3 separate regions of the Mus musculus genome follow, and all the other regions are linked to region 2. The links are chromatin loops, found by intact Hi-C in ENCODE. Cell type or tissue: left cerebral cortex. All regions are shown on one strand. Each heading gives the region's core, and the rest is flanking DNA. Links, peaks and the distances in the headings are about the cores only. Region 1 overlaps Fmnl2 (formin-like 2). Region 2 holds the start of Gm52511 (a long non-coding RNA gene). Region 3 has its middle 15 kb from the start of Stam2.

Region 1 (5,552 bases), core at 189-5,188, 77 kb before region 2:
TGATGCCGGAGGATGTCCTTTAGGGACTTGGTTTGCTACTCTGTGAACTTCTCCTAGGACTATTTGATCTTACCTGAGTCTCACTCTCATTAGTGAATCAAAGGCATCAGATTGTCAAATCTCTCTTTTAACTCTTGGCATTCTCTGATTTGGAAGGATTTACCCTTCTAAAATGTGTTATCAGTGTCACAGTGGCTGCTGCTGCTTCTAATTTACTGCAGGCCTGTATGATCAACAGAGCATTTGTCACCGTCTACTCGGGAGATCAGGGAGCTGTTCCCAACCCAACATAGCCTCACGCCCTACCATTATCGTCCTCCTAACACAAGCATCCTCATCAACTGCCAATCGAGTGACATCAGCCTTCCTTTGGGAAGATGTGCTGATAAACAGATGGGGAAGCAACATGTATACTGCCTGTATTTCTAACCCTCTGTTTCCAGCACCTTGACCTACACTCTCTGGCGGGGTCAGAAGGATGTGAGGCAGACTGTGTGTGTTAGATCTCTAGAACTCAGCCTTTATCGAGCATCAAAGGAACCAGTGTGCCTTTAGTGAACATTTTTTCTTTTTAATTATTCTTGTCGATTTATGGATCTACAGGAGTTTGCCTATGTGAGTAGTACCCAGGAAGGCCAGAAGAGGGCACTGAGTGCCATTAGAATTGGAGTTACACGTGGTTATGAGCTTCCATGCAGTTGCTGGAAACGGAAGCCTAAGTACTCTGCTATAAGAGCAGCAAGTGCTCTTCATCACTTAGACACTGCCCCCTCACAACCCCCGAATCCATGTGCTTTTAAAATGATGCCTGCCACTGACACCTTCATCACAATTGAAGTGCTGAGTTAGACTCTCCAGAGACAAGTGTTTTCCAAAGGCACAATTCCCTACTGGAGACTCCGCTCTTTCCTCTAGTGGGGCCACACAGTGATCCTCATTCTTCAGCAACAGTTTTTTTAGGGCAGTTACAAATAAATGATAAGTAGTGATCAGAATCCTGTAAACTCTGCTCTTCAGCTTGGTAAACATTAACCATGTTAAGACTCGGGTCCCTAAAGAGTGAGAGCTATTTGCCTGCTTTCTCCAGGGTCACTCCAGGTCCAGGAACCTCCACTAAAGATTCACTTCAGACTCTTGTCTGATGCTACCTGATGGTTTCTTTCTAAAACCATAAATGATGGAATTGGATGAATATAGGAAACATCTGAATTTCAGAATTTAGAATATAGGAGATATCTAAATTCCTGACCACATTCTCACTATCTGTAAAATGGGGAGATATTTTTCCCAATTAGCCATGGATTCTTACTTACATTGTCAGTCTCTGTTCCTGAAATTTTCTCCACCAAATCAAGTTCTTTTCTTTTCTTCTTCATTTCTTTTTTAAATAATCCAGTTCAAAAGACACCTCCTTTCTCATTGGATCACTACGAATTGCTCAGTCTACCATGAAATTTACTAGTAATTTAAGAGTCTACCTTATCTGTAGCCTTTCCTATTATGTTTGCTCTGTAATAGGAAAATATAGGAACATATATGCAAAGTGCCTGGAGTATAAGAGCATGTCCTGGGAGACTGTATACAAACCCAGAGGGAAGTGGATTAGAATGAGGGCAGGCCCACTTACACTGAGGCCTCCTCTTCACACCTTACTCACACTTGGGAATTAGCAATACGCATTAGCCTGGGGGCGTTAACTAAATATATAACCAAATGTTTGTACAGAAAACATTCTAGTATTTTCTCTACTTTAAACCATACATATAAAATTCATATACAAGACCAGATTTATTGATACTTATAATATGAGAGATGGAACAGAATCAACAACTGTGTGCATGTCTTTTTTCTAAATATTACTCTTCATTATTATGAAAGAAACCATAAAACAAAATCCTTACATATTTACTATGGACTTCACATACAAACATGTTTATGCTTTATAAATGTTTCAATTCCAACTGAAACTTAAGCTTGACTCTCAGAAAGTCAAGTTCAATAAGTACCTAGAATTTGGAGTTAAATTATAATGAGGAGTTAGAACTAACTAATATTCTGTACATTTGCAAACTGTCTCTCTTACTGTTGATCCTGGTATACATTTACTCTACTAAATCTCATTGCAGCCAGTTCTACCTTTAGCATATCAAGGAAACTAATATAGAGCACCTACCATGCCTTTTATTATCTGTCAAATGCCCCAGTCCCAATAACCATAATCACCAATAACACTACTCAACAACTCCCCAGACATTTTCATGACCTCCAAGTTTGTTTAATAGTTCTTAAGGAAAGGGTGGTAAGGACAAATAGTGAACAAAAGATAACCAGGCATCTCTAGGAACGAAAACTAGATGCATAAACTGTAAGAGATGGTCTAATTCCACAACAGAAACCAACATACACTGATATTACCAGGACGGTCATGGCCAATCTTGCCATTTGTATTTTAGGGTTTAATTGTTATTCAAACAGTATCTTTGTACAATTATACACATATTAACACACACACATATAAATATATAAAAAATGTGATTTCTCTTACCCTTCCTCCCAGTTAACATGTCTAAGCATCCCAGAATTATGGTAGAGCTAGGACTGAACCTTACCAGTTAACGTAACTCTTAGCACTAGACTCTCAAACCATTAAAAACAACTGGCAGCCTACAGTTTGGTGACACTTAAAAAAGTCTTTTATTTTCACATGATAGAAAATACCTGTTAGAATAAATTTGAAAGGCAAGGTCTCAGGACGAAAATTATATTTTCTTTTGAGGGAAGGTCTCATGTAGTCTAGGCTAGCTGAAGGCTCACTCTGAAGCTTCAAATGACTTGCTTCCATTCCCCAAGTGCTAGAATTATAGGTATGCACTGTCATATCCAGCAACAAGAAAAGGTTTGCTTTGTTTGTTTGGTTTGGTTTTACTGGTTTTTTTTTTTTTTTAGGAAACACTTCTTTTTTTAAAAAAAAAAGGTTTATTTATTATGTATACAATGTTCTGCCTGCATGTATGGCTGTACACCAGAAGAGGGCACCAGACCTCATTTTAAGCATGGTCGTGGGCCACCCCATATTTGCTAGAAATTGAACTCAGCTCCTCTGGAAGTGTGGCCAGGGCTCTTAACCTCTGAGCCATCTCTTCAGCAACAAGACAAGGGTTGTTTTAAAAATATTTATGATACAAATCAGTGTAGAATGAAGAAGTGAGGGGGTGGGCACAGAAGAAAGCAAGGTGACCCTAAAACAGATATTTAATGTGACCCTGCATAAATCTGTGCTGGACATGACTACCAAATTCTGATGAGGGGCTGAAAACCCCCATTTTTCATGTTTCCCAGAGTGGATACTACCAAAACTACAATAGCTTGGACTTTAATATCACACACACACACACACACACACACACACACACACACACACACACACACACGGCTTTGAAATCATGAAGACTGTGTGTGTTATTAGCCATGTCCCTTTTCACAATCACTCCCCACTTTCTCTTCTTGGGCTCAAGTAACCATATATGTGTGTATGTACATATACAGACACAAACATGTGTGTGTGTGTGTGTGTGTGTATAATAAACTCACACATGCCACTGTTCTCCTGCTCTTTTAAACCTCAGAACACACAAATGTCAATGAGTCAGTTCTGAAGGAAAGTTCCAGGCTTGCAGACCAGCGCCCAAGCCTATACGAGACACTGCACGTCTCCAGCAGAACTCAGCTCTCGCGGCTTCTCTCAGGGCAGTCTTTCAAGAATATAAAATGAGGACACATGTGCCAACTGCTTCCCAGTTGCCAGAGGGCATGGGTTTAGAAGGGCTATTTTTCTGTGAATAAAAATACAAAGGAGGCAACACCCTGCTTTTTAAGTGGCTGCTCCATTAAGAAAATGAACTCCTCTTTGTATAGAATCATAGTCAGGCTAGGAAGGGGTCTGCACTAAAGACAGAATGAGCAAAAGTGCCTCCATCACTGCAAGCTAGCCAGGTCACTTGGTAACTGGCTGTGCCTCTGAGTACCTTGATCCTCTCTGCTTTCTCTTCTCTCTTTAATTATTTTTCTTTTCATTCCCCCAGACACACAGAGAACGAAGGTCCTGCAGACTTTAGGGCTGGCTATCAGTGTAGGAAGAGACCAAGGATTCCGAAACATCAGTGGTGGATACTGGAACAAGCCACAGAGGCCAACTCACACCTGGCTCCATCAGAGTGATCTCATGCTGGGTCCACTGCCAAGGGGCTTTCTATTCATTTCTTTACTACTGGAGGCTGATTAAAGACCCAGTGACTGGGGAGCACAATTCTTTTGCAGCCCCCTCATGTTGAGGCTTTGGAAAATGAGGACTGAGTGTTATTAGCCACGCCCCTTTCATGAGCACTCCGCACTCTCTCTTCTCAGGCATGGGGCAACTTCACCAAAAGACAATCTTAATATGAAATGGCATTCTTAATTCTCTTTACCTGTAGGTTGGCAAATTATGTATTCCTTGCACTAGGGAATCCGTGTCCCCACCTTGGTACTGTTACCGTATGTGGTACAAGGTATTTAATGGACTTGAATAAGTAAGTGAAGGAGTTTGAGATCAGGAGATTATTTGGATTAATAGGATGATGTATCGAGGTTCCTTAAATAAAGGAAGCTAAAGAATCCGAAAATCAGGTAACAGAGAAAGAAAGAGGCAGGTACTATGAACCAAGGGATACAGAAGGAAAAAGCAAAGTGACAAGGTTTCCTCTGGACTTTGTAGAATACACATGGGTTGTTTTGTACTTTGATATGTAAAACCATAACATACAAAAACAAACAAACAAAAACACAAAGGATGTTTTAAAGTCTGTACCCATCTATTGCAGTAACTATCACCTGAGGCGGGCATAGAGGCACACCCCTATAATCACAGAACCCAGGTGGCTAAGACAAGAAATGTTAAGCTCAAGGCCAGCCTGGAATACCTAACAAGTTGGAGGCCATGTGTGAAAATTAATGATAATAATCAACAATGGTGGTGATACCTAACTGATTCTTATTTATCTTAAACTCAGGCCCCATTTGCCTCACTTTTCTTCTGCACCATCTTCCTTAAACACAGACAGACAGACAGACAGACAGACACACATACACACAAACTTGTCTTGGTCAGCTTTCCATCTTCTTGCCTAGAATCTTCCATTTACCTTTTGAGAGCCTAGAATTTCAATGGTCAAATGTATTAGCTTCTTAGAGGCTTTCCTTTTCGGGGGAGTCCTACAGTTTACTTTTGAATTTTCAGTGTTCATCAATATCCCTGACAAAGAGCTCACTTTGTATTTTCAGTGAGTAAGTATGGCTCATCCTACAGTCAGCAGGAGAGTGGTGTTCACTTCCTCACTAGAGGATGCAGGCACTCATGATCATAACTTGATCCTTACCAGGAAATGAACTCAGAACCCTAGGCAATGCTTCCCTTCCTTTCTAGGAAGGCTCTCAAAACCACTCACTTGGAAGAAGTAGAATCACCCTCGCATCAATCACAAAGTTCATCAAGCCTTTTATTATAAGGAGATCAA
Region 2 (5,552 bases), core at 119-5,118:
CAAGGCAATGTTGAAGGTGAGCAGTAGCATAGCACACTCTGCTTCATATTATCTAAGACAGTGGTGACCTCATCATCTCACGAAGGGAGCTCACGGTTACTAAGCGACAGGATTCTCTAATGGGAAATGTTCCATAGTGACCACTTAGAAGATAGAGAAGATGTGGGCTTTGTAAGTCATGCGGGAGAAAGGAAGGTGTGAACAAGACACATAGTTTATATAAACCCCAGAGCTCTCAGGTTAACAGGAAAATCACTTTCTAGGAACCTAGCAAAGGAACATTTTTAACTTTGTTGTTGTTGTTGAGGCCTGAAAGATACATAGGATAAAAATGCTTTCTGTACGAGCATGAGGGCCAGACGTCACCTCCCAGGTATCACATAAAAAGCCAAGCATAGCTGTCAATGGCTGTAACCCAAGCACTGAAGAACTGAGACAAACAGATCCAAGGAGATCCATAGCCACACATCACAGCCAAAAAGGCAAGCTCTGGTTCACTGAGAGACCCTTCTCAATGCAATAAGACAAAGAGCAATAGAGGAAGGCAACCAATGTTCTCCTTGGGCCTTTGCTTGTGAGTGTATAGGCATCTCTCTCTCTCTCTCTCTCTCTCTCTCTCTCTCTCACACACACACACACACACACACACACACACACATACCCCACACACACCCCACCCACAGAACACATATCACTTTGCACAACTAACCACAAACAAAAGTAATTTAGTTGTGGTTGAAAAGTAATTTGCTCTCCTAGCCAATTCCATGTTCCATGTAACTATAGTTACCTTGAACAACAAATCTTCAGAGCTTTCATCTTTGAAAAATGAAAGTCTGAACCCACTAAGCAACTCCCCATTTCCCTGTCCTCAAAAATCATAGCCTTTGCTACGAAGCAAGAGAATATGATGGGCTGCAGCCTGGAGCTTAAGCATTAAGAGTGAACTTCAGGAAGCAGTTGGCAGAAGGGTAAGTGTGCAGAACCAGCCTAGCTGGCTCCTAATCCTTACGCTGATGGTGATGAGGCACACAATCTGAATAGAAAGGCATATGAATAAACAGCCTAAAATTGAAAACTCCAGTAATTCAAAACGGAACCAAGGGTAACATCCAAAACAAAGCAAGCTGCACCATTAACTGTGACAGGACACAGCTAGAAATACACGTGCATATCATTAAGTGGAAGTATTTAGATTTCTTGTTTTTTCTTTTTTCTTTTTTTTTTTTTTTTTTTTTTTTTTTTTTTTTTGGTTTTTCAAGACAGGGTTTCTCTGTATAGCCCTGGCTGTCCTGGAACTCTCTCGGTAGACCAGGCTGGCCTCAAACTCAGAAATCCATCTGCCTCTCCCTCCCAAGTGCTGGGATTAAAGGCATGTGCCACCACTGCCCAGCCAGCCAATACTTAATAAGCAACAAATCAAAGTGCAAAAGGAAAAATGAGGGACCCTCAGTGGATAGGAGAAAGGGACAAAACACTAACGCAGCAGAGCACCTCAAAATAGCACAACTTCAGAGAAAAGACGGTTTCTTTCTAGGGATGGGGCATGGTCTGTAGGGAAAATAGCAATGGGATCCAATTCCACAAAGAGTTTTTACTAACCTATAGTAACTATATAATAATATGTAATATATAAACTATAAGTAGACTCTGTCTGCAGATGTAGCCATGAATCCACCACTCTTTGATAGTGTGACCTGGGGTAAATTACTAAAACTAAACCTGTTTCTCCTCTTGTGGCATGCAGATGTTCACAGTATGGCCATGAGGGTGACAGTGGTAATGGTAAATGACGCAGAGTTGCAGAGAAAGTAATCCAGGTGATAACGCATCCAAAATAACAGCAAAGCGCATGGGAACCACACCAGACCTCATTCATACTGCTGTTCCTTTAGCCAAATGCAAAGGTAAGGGAGGAGATAAGAGCTACAACTCACAGAGGGGACTAGATGGGTAGTCTAAGATTAGTTAGTGTGAACGCCAATCGCAAGATTCACAAGTTACACGGAGCAGAGACAAGTGACGGCTGAGGAAATGAATCCACAGGAAAGGGACGCCTCCGTAGAAGTACTGAGAACACAGAGGGCTGCTCCATCTCCCCTTATTCTTTCCTCCTTGTCATTTTCCCCTGCACTGTTATTGGGAGACCAGGCAGTAAGGCAGCAGTTCTCCTGTGTTCACAAGAGAACTGCAATGGGTGACCAGCAGGGGGTTGGCTGCCAGCTCAGCACATGGCGCCCTCTTCTGTTCAACTGAAAAGCCCCGGCTTCTGCGACCTATCTTCCTGACTCCCAGGCATCCTTGATTGTTAGGGAGCTAACCTAGAGGACACTGGGAAGAGAGTCAGCTCGCTTCCCTGTGCAGGACTCAGGCAGGCAGCCAGCCAAATGGGTCCCCGGAGGGAATCACTAGGGCCAGTGGTCTTTCATTATCACTGTTGCTTTATTTAATCATTGAAGGTATTGATGTCATTCCAGGGAGCCAGAGAAGCCCATGGGAGTGTAAATAAGTCTCTCTCTAATCTGGTTCCATCTATAAAACAAAACCTGACCGGAACCTTGTCCTTTGTAGGGAACAAGACACACCTCTGACCTCCCATTCCAATCTTAGATGCAATCTGTTTTCTTTGAGAGCTTGGCTTTCCGTGAGCACTGACTGAAATACGTACCCATTCACATGTCCAGACCCAAGCTGGGCTTGCAGCTTTTATACCTGTAACCCATCCTTTTGGGAAGATGAGGCAGGAGATCACTATAAGTAATGGTAAGCCTAAACTTATTTAGTGAGTTCTAGACCAACCTGGGCTACAGAGTGAGGTCCTGTCTCAAATAAAACAAAATGGTACAGAGCTGGAAAGACAAGCTTGTGGCCCCCTAGTCCTAGCCCTGCCGTCCTTTTCAGGTGACCAGGGGAACTCATCAGGACCATGTAAATGCTTGGTAGCAGCTGACGGAGACATCATCGTTAATGCCGGACCTAGTGTGCAGATGCCAACTTTGCTGACAAAAGTGGATAACGCACTGGGAACCATGGGTGAAGCTGAATGGGAGGGCTAGTCTCCACAGAAGAATATTGCTGGCATGATGGTCACTGAGGGCACATTCCCCTCACACTGGCTCCGTCTTCCTCATTCCACCAGCTCAGGTGAGTCAATGGTCCGAAAGATGCCAAAACCACACAATCCTGCTCTGGCTATACTCCCAACTGAAATATAGGTTGCTGTCACAGTCAGGCTCGTGATGTCTGGTGCTTTGGCATGCTCTGGGGTTCACACAACCCCTTCACCTCGTTTGCAAACGGCTGTGCCAGAACTGTCTGCATGAACGCACTCACACAAGGCCACACAAGAGATGCACGAAATGCCTTCATGGGCAGCCTTTGGACAACAGGAGGCTAGACATTCACAGGCACTTTGCTTAGGAACACAGATCAAATTTAGGAAGTAGAAGTCAGAAGATCAAGAGTTCGAGGCCAGCCTCAGCTAACCAATATGTCTTAAAACACAAACACCTGAATCAAAACCCAGAGAAAGGCTTACTTTTTACATAATATCAACTTCCTATGACACAAAATTATGTTGTAAAAATATCTTGATATTTGAATATAAGTTCAAACTAACTATAAAACAAATGAGACACACTCAGGCACAATCAAACCGTAGGATCTCCTCTCTCTCACCTGATAATATACAGCAGTGTATTTTCACTGTCCCTTCCCCTAAAATCCTGGCCCTGCTCTGCCCTATTTGGAAGCTTAGGACCCTTAGTCTCCATAGCTTTGCATAGCCATGGCTTCCCTCAAAATCTTACACCTCATTACAAAGATAATCGTGGGGGAAAAAAACAGTTTAAGACTACAGTCAAGGAAGGGCATGACTTATGACACAAAAGAACAATTATGCTTTTGTCTTAAAAATAAGCACAACTGGGGCTGGAGAGATGGCTCAGTGGTTAAGAGCACCGACTGCTCTTCCGAAGATCCTGAATTCAATTCCAGCAACCACATGCTGGCTCACAACCATCTGTAATGGGATCTGGTGCCCTCTTTTGGAGTGTCTGAAGACAGCTACAGTGTACTTACGTATAATAATAAATAAATCTAAAAAAAAACAAAACCCCACATCTGCCCAACCATGGCAAATAATTAAAGCCTCCACGTTGTTAAGGCCTGAACACTGGTTCCCCGCACCCCCTCCCCCAACACTTCCTCACCCTGATCCTAAGCACTAGGAACGATGGCCTACTAGGATCTGATTGCAGGTCTCAGCAATGAAGAACTCGCACTGCTCTGCAAATGAACTCCAGTTCAGCTCCCAGCACTCACATCAGGAGGCTCAAGAGCACTCCAACTGTAGCTCCAGGAGAGGCAGCGCGCATGTGCTGGCCCATGCACAGAGTCACAATCTTAAAACAGAGAGCTTCTCCCAGAATACTTAAATAGGACCAACAGGATCATGAGAATCTATGAAAGCAAAGGACTTTGCTTACAGGCACCCGGGAGGATTTGGATAAATTGGGATACTTACTCCTACATGACCGCTAAGAATGCAAAATGGCATACCCAGTAGGAAAAATAATGTGTTCAGTCTTCAAAACGCATCCACAGCCAAAAAGAGGGGCACATGCCTGCCACCTCAACACACAGGAGGCTGAAGCAGGCTAATCATGAGTTTGAGGCCAGCCTGGAATATATAGTAGTATCTGTCTCAACAACACAAAAGGTATATACAGACTTAATGAATAACCCCACATCTCCACCCTACACACACACACACACACACACACTCCATTTAAACAGATAAATATATATCTGTTAATATATATTTGTGAAAATATATAACTAAAACAACACTAGTATTTATAAATGTAATATCCACAATAAACAAAGGATAAAACAACCCAAAGATCCAAAAGCAGATGACTGGATAAAATCTGCTTGTAGTATATGTGTGCAAAGGAATATTATTGGCCAAAAATTACATCAGACTCAGAATTGGAATCAGATTCCCTCTTCTAGTGTGCATGAAAATAGAGCATTCATATACACAAAATAAATAAATTAAAAATATATCTACATGACGTCTAAGGAGTGCCTTTATTTATTTACTTACTTACTTATTTGTTCATTTACTCATTTATGAAGTGTTGTGACAAGACAAAGTCCACCACCTTGTATTCTTGACGAGGCCATTGATGTTTGACTAGCATTTGATCTCCTTGATGGGAAGCCCCATGGAAAATTACCCAACTCTATTCTAGGAACCCAAAGTCAAGGTGCCCCAGCTAACTTATCTTGGCCTCTGTCAAACTGTTTCCTTGTACAAACATCCTCCTGCCACTGCAGAGCAAGATCCCAGGATGTGGGGTTTGCCTGTAAAGCCCCCTCACTCTAATCGCTCTATGCTCCACCTCCAGCCAGCTGCAACAGAGACTTTCAGTTGGCTACACACTGTATTTCAGTGGTTTTTCTCCAGTGGACACCCTGTAAAAGCTTAAGTCCATAAAATGTCATAAAAACAGAAGAATTCGTCCACACAGAGGCAGGTGGATCTC
Region 3 (5,552 bases), core at 198-5,197, 250 kb after region 2:
AAGGGATAAGGCTGGAGTCTGTTAGTGTTCTAAATCAGTTTGAAAGGAAAGTTTCGTTTTGATTAAGTAGAAGATGTAGACTTACGATTAAATGTTAGTTTCCAAATAGTAATTAAGAAATAGATCAAAGCAGGGCGGTGGTGGCGCACGCCTTTAATCCCAGCACTCAGGAGGTGGAGGCAGGCGGATTTCTGAGTTCGAGGCCAGCCTGTTCTACAAAGTGAGTTCCAGGACAGCCAGGGCTATACAGAGAAACCCTGTCTTGGAACCCCCCCCCCCCAAAAAAAAAAACCTAAAAGAAAAAAAAGAAATGAAATAGATCAAGCCGGGCAGTGGTGGCACATGTCTTTAATCCCAGCACTCGGGAGGTGGAGGCAGGCGGATTTCTGAGTTCGAGACCAGCCTGGTCTACAGAGTGAGTTCTAGGACAGCCAGGGCTACACAGAGAAACTCTGTCTCGGAAAAAACAAAAAAGAAAGAAAGAAAGAGAGGAAGAGAGGAAGAGAAAAGAGAGAGAGAGAGAGAGAAAGGAAAGAAGGAAGGAAGGAAGGAAGATTGATTAAGGCTGAGAGCTGCACTAATTTATGTAACTTTAATGATATTCCTTTTCAGTGTTTAAGGCTCTGCCCTATCATTGGCAGTGGGGGTGTGATGTTTGCATACCATCCTGTATTATCTATGAAAATTTCACTCCATATACATAGTTAATATCTCCATATACATAAAGTTAATATCTTATATTATGGGAAACCGAGAACTCCAATCATCCTAAATTTTACAATCTGATTCTAGGAGCAGTAGAGATGGCTCAGAGGTTAAGAGCACTTTTTGCTCTGGGTTCAGTTCCCAGCACCCACATATCAGCTCACAGCTGTCTGTAATTTCAGTTGCAGAGGACCTGATACCCTTCTTGGCTACCCTGATCACCAGGCCTTCACATGTGCACACATATTCATGCAGGCAGCACACATACACATAAGATAAAAACTAAATCTTAAAAGGAAAAAAAAAAAAAGTGCTTGCTCATTTCGTGACTCGAAGGCTTTCACTGACGCCCCCTGCTGGACTTATCGAGGGCTTGGTGGCTCGCTGCTGAGATGTGTGCATGGGTTGTGTGGGCCCTCAGGAAGCACTGAAAGGCAGTCCTGATAGCAACGCAGAAGCAAGTCGGGAGGGCTGGACTGACTCGAATGATTGTTGAACGTGTTGCCAGCAGAAGTGTCAATCAGAAAGATGCCGGAGTGAACAGGGTTTTGGGAGTGAGAAGAGAGATCGGAGTTACCCAGCGTTATCAGGTAGGTCGAGCAGATACTTTGCAGAGGTATGCAGGAGACACCCACACAGGTTCCTCATTAAGTTCCAGACTCCACAGAGACCCCCAAGAAGGCAAGTGATGCCTACTGATGACATCAAAGCTCCCGGGGGAACCGTTATGTTCATAGCCATTCATTAGGCCACATTGATGTGCACATCCACGGAGTCCGACACATAAAATAGAATTATTATATCTGGCACACTGATGTACTATGGTTTGAATTTTTGATGGGTAAACAAAATTTATATCCTTTTAGGGTATTTTGCCCTTAAGATAAAAGTGAAAGGTATAAAGTAAAAAGTATACATATACCTTTTAGAAACACACACACACACACACACACACACACCATGCAGACTAGACTAGAGTTCTACACAGCCCAATGTCCCTAGTCTCAGACACTACTGAATTGGCAATTTCCCTTCATTACAAAGAACCAACTAACAAGAGTAAGAATAAAATTGTTCACTTGGGAGAATAAAGCCTAAGTTACATATGTATTAATAACATGATGGCTTAGGGGAAAAAATCACTTATGCCCGAGAAAAGGATTTTGGAATTTTGAAGTCAGTTTCGAGAACTTAAGTCTATACTTAGCACTATCAAAAAAATTACTAGGAACCAAAATGAGAAACATAATCCTACCTGATCTAAAACGACATCACAGCTCTTCCTAGGATGTTTCATGCAAAAATAGGGCTACACTAATTCTCCAAAAGGCTCAATAACAATAAAAATCTAACACAGGGAATCCAGGCTAGATGAGGGATAAATACCAGTGTTTTTTAATTTAGGTGCTGGGGGGTTAAACCCAGGGCCTCATGTGCTCTACCGCTGAACTACACTGCTTAGCCACCAACATTGAAAACATATACCTTCTTTATAAAGACTGAAAAACATGCTCTTACAAGGATGCAGGTGAACACAGATGTTGACTAAATTCTGAATTTAAAACGGTGCCTCAAAGCTAGAAGGGGAAATGCTGTTATGATCGAAAATTACCCTATAGCTTATGTAACTAAGGTTCAACATTATTTAGAGTGCTCCTTAAATCTTCAACGACGGTGTATGATAATGGTTCTTATCCATCTTTAAGGTCCCACCCCATAAACTGTTCTGCAGAGACCCATGGCCTTCCTTCTCTTTTTATTTATGTGTCTGTGTAAGTCTAGTTATTCCAGAATAGAAGCAGTATTTCGCTAGACATGGCACTAGTGTGTGCTTGGTGCAAGGCTGTGAACTCTTCATCATGGGGTTCTGGGAGTAGCAAGTGTTCTTAACCACTGAGCTATCTCCCCAGCCTCAGTTTCCTGGAGTTCTAGCACAATAGTCTTTATCACAATCGCTGACTTTCGCACATGAGATTAAGTCTAAACAAATACGTATTTTCTATATTAAAACTAAAACATTGGGCAGAAGATGATGATTGGGTGAATATTTTTTAGGAGCACAGCCCAATTCGTTGACATTCATTAGCAAAGTGACTTATTAGCAGCTACTTTTGCCACTCACTATAAATTATTTGAAATTTGTTATAGGTTGGCATATTACAATGGTGTATTACTCACCTGGTTTCGTAAGGTAGATAAAGTGATGTTGTTAATTTTGGCTAAATTAGGTCTAGCCTGAAATTTGTTTTACTGTTTCTTTGTTTTCTAGAGAAGCTGATTCTGGGGTGAGACAATGTTGCCACCCACTGGGCAGATTGTAGTATGACAGTGAACAAGACCAGTTTTAAATAAACTGTGAAGTAAAAATTAAGCTAGTCCATTTTATCGTTCTTTAATTTCACTGGCAGTAAAAACGTATTGAATTAAATCAACCAGCTCTTTCAGGAGTCCTGTGACAGGAGGTCTTTAGGACTTTAACAGTAAATTCCTTTAAAGCATAGAAAAGCCAGGCAGTGGTAGTGCGTACCTTTGCTCTAGCATTCTAGAAGCATAGGCAGGCAGAACTCTGAGTTCACGTCTAGCCTGGTCTACAGAGAGAGAGAGAGAGTTCCACTACATCCAGGGCTACACATAAAGACTGTCTTATAAAGAAAAAAGGCATAGATAAACATATGCACACATACAATTTACTGAATTTAATCGTTGCTGACTCTTTTAACAGTCACTTTTTAAAATCATTTCTGTTCATTCTTTACTTAGCTTATATTTTACAAAAACCAATTACCAAGAATTACTATTTTCTTCTTCATTGCCCATGCATCATATACTTATTTTTGTGCTTGTGAAACGGGCTCACTACATAGCTCAAGTTGACTTCAGACCTGCAATTATTACGCAGTTATTATTATCTCTGTTGAGTGCTGGGATTGTGGGTATTCGTTGGTGCCCAGCTTCAAATGGGTCTGTACCAAAATATCATTGGTCTATACTGAGACTATACCCGGACATTCCCCACACGTTCCCCTACGTTTCCTCTTCTAGTGTTTGCATATGTCACTCTCCTCATCTGAATGGAATTCCTTGAAAGCAGTCTTTTCGTCGATGTTTTCACGCCCCATCAAGCTGGGACCCCCCCACTACTAGTATTTGGCATTCAGTGGATGCTCGCTCAGTGTTTACCAAACAGTGAATTGCAGGCATGCTCTTGATGCTTTTATTCACTGTGCAGCAACAGTGAGGATAATGCGAGGCAAACGGGAGTTGTTAAACAGCCATCATCTCCGGGCTGATCCCTTCCCTTTACCCTGCTCCAGGTACACAGTGATGGGGACCGGAAGTTAAAAAGAAGGAATCTGTATCAAACTGACCTTGTGCAATGTGTCTGTCCAGAATGTGCGAAGTGCCAAGGATGGGCCACTTATAAGACACAGAAACTTCCAATAGTTCTGGAGACTGGAAGTCCTAGATCGGGGCGGCAGGACAGTCAAATTCTGGTAAGGACTCACTTCCAGGTACAGACTGGCAAATTTTTGTTATTTCCAGCAAAGAAAGAAGAAAGGGGGGAAGAAGAGGAGATGGAGGGAATGAGAGAGGAGTGAAGGAAGTGGGTCAGGCCATTCCTCCCAGCCTCTTCTTATGAGTGTGGCGCCCTTACCTAATAAGTGTGAACTCTTAAGGGCGGTCCCTTCTTGTTCTAATGTAGTAGCTTGAATGAGAGTGGTTCCCATAGGCTCCCATATTTGAACCTTTGGTCCCCAGTTGGTGGCACTGTTTGGGAAGGATTAGGGGGTGTGTCATTAGGGATGGGCTTTGAGATTTTAAAAGGCCATGCCATCCCCAGTAGCTCTCTGCCTCCTGCCTGAGGAGCCAGATGTAAACTCTGGGTTCTGCTCCAGTGCCGTGCCCCTTGGCAGCCGTGCTCCCCATCATATGTCATGGAGCCTACTACTCTCTTAGATTGTGAGCTCCACATAAAAGACATGCTTTCACTTATAAGTTGCTTTGTTCGTGGTGTCCTATAAAGTCAATAGAAAAGTAACTAAGAAATCTAATTATGGGCTGGAGAGATGGCTCAATGGCTAAGAGCACTAACTGCTCTTCCAGAAGTCCTGAGTTCAATTCCCAGTCACCACATGGTGGCTCATAACCATCTGTAATGGGATCTGATGCCCTCTTCTGGTGTGTCTGAAGACAGCTGCAGGGTACTTATATGTATAAAATCAATAGATAAATCTTTAAAATAAATAAATCAATCTTTAAAAGAAATCTAATTATTTCACAAAGGCTAGACCCTTACATGTTGCCCCCTTGAGGATTACATTTCAATGTATGGATTTTAGGGTACATAAATTATTCTAAGAACTGGGTCGATTGTTTTTCAAAGAAAGGACACAAAACTTACAAAACACACTGTTCCCAATGTTTTGCTCCTGGAAACTACGACGTATACACAAGATAGGTTTTAGAAAATATTTAACACCAAGTGGTTCATTTGTGACTGTAGGTGCAAAATATCATTCCAGGGGCTGGTGAGATGGCTCAGCAGTTAAGAGCACTGACTGCTTTTCCAGAGGTCACGAGTTCAAGTCCCATCAACCACTTGATGGCTCACAACCATCCTTAATGAGAAACAAAGAATCTATGGGACTGAGTGAATGGGGGCTGGAGCAAGAGGGGCCAAGGAGTTTCCAGGGAGACATAGATTGGGACCAGTTGGGGAATTCTAGGAAAGATGACATGGTAAATTAGTTCTTACATTTCCAGATGTGAGAAATGAAAAAGTAAAGGACAAAGATAGAGAACACATGCAATCATGGGGTTTTGGAAAGTGAAATAGAAGGTAAAGC

Evidence for each region. Peaks named below come from ENCODE experiments on the same cell type or tissue, not always from the same donor. Only the 100,000 strongest peaks of a DNase experiment are listed, where the experiment ranks them.
Region 1: it touches region 2 in a loop (4-fold over the local background); 14 of 42 quality-filtered maps call a loop at or near these places.
Region 3: a loop joins it to region 2, with 3 times the contacts of the local background. A loop is called at or near these places in 12 of 42 quality-filtered maps.

What each region holds. Positions count from the first base shown.
Region 1 is chr2:53,080,915-53,086,466 of GRCm38, reverse strand. The region is part of intron 9 of Fmnl2 (formin-like 2); the gene reads right to left. Among named protein-coding and RNA genes, the nearest start is that of Gm52511, 75 kb to the right of the region's middle. In left cerebral cortex, for the core only: CTCF peaks have their summits at 640 (motif pointing right) and 3,029 (motif pointing right); DNase peaks (open chromatin) are centred at 653 and 3,075.
Region 2 is chr2:53,004,076-53,009,627 of GRCm38, reverse strand. The region is part of intron 1 of Fmnl2 (formin-like 2); the gene reads right to left. It overlaps Gm52511 (a long non-coding RNA gene), which reads left to right and starts at 823. Exons shown (of 3, transcript XR_003953831.1): 1 at 823-971; 2 at 1,748-1,907; 3 at 2,902-5,552. In left cerebral cortex, for the core only: CTCF peaks have their summits at 2,223 (motif pointing left) and 4,044 (motif pointing left); DNase peaks (open chromatin) are centred at 993, 2,280 and 4,419.
Region 3 is chr2:52,754,339-52,759,890 of GRCm38, reverse strand. No RefSeq gene overlaps it. Among named protein-coding and RNA genes, the nearest start is that of Stam2, 15 kb to the right of the region's middle. In left cerebral cortex, for the core only: CTCF peaks have their summits at 1,064 (motif pointing left) and 3,015 (motif pointing left); DNase peaks (open chromatin) are centred at 1,080 and 3,008.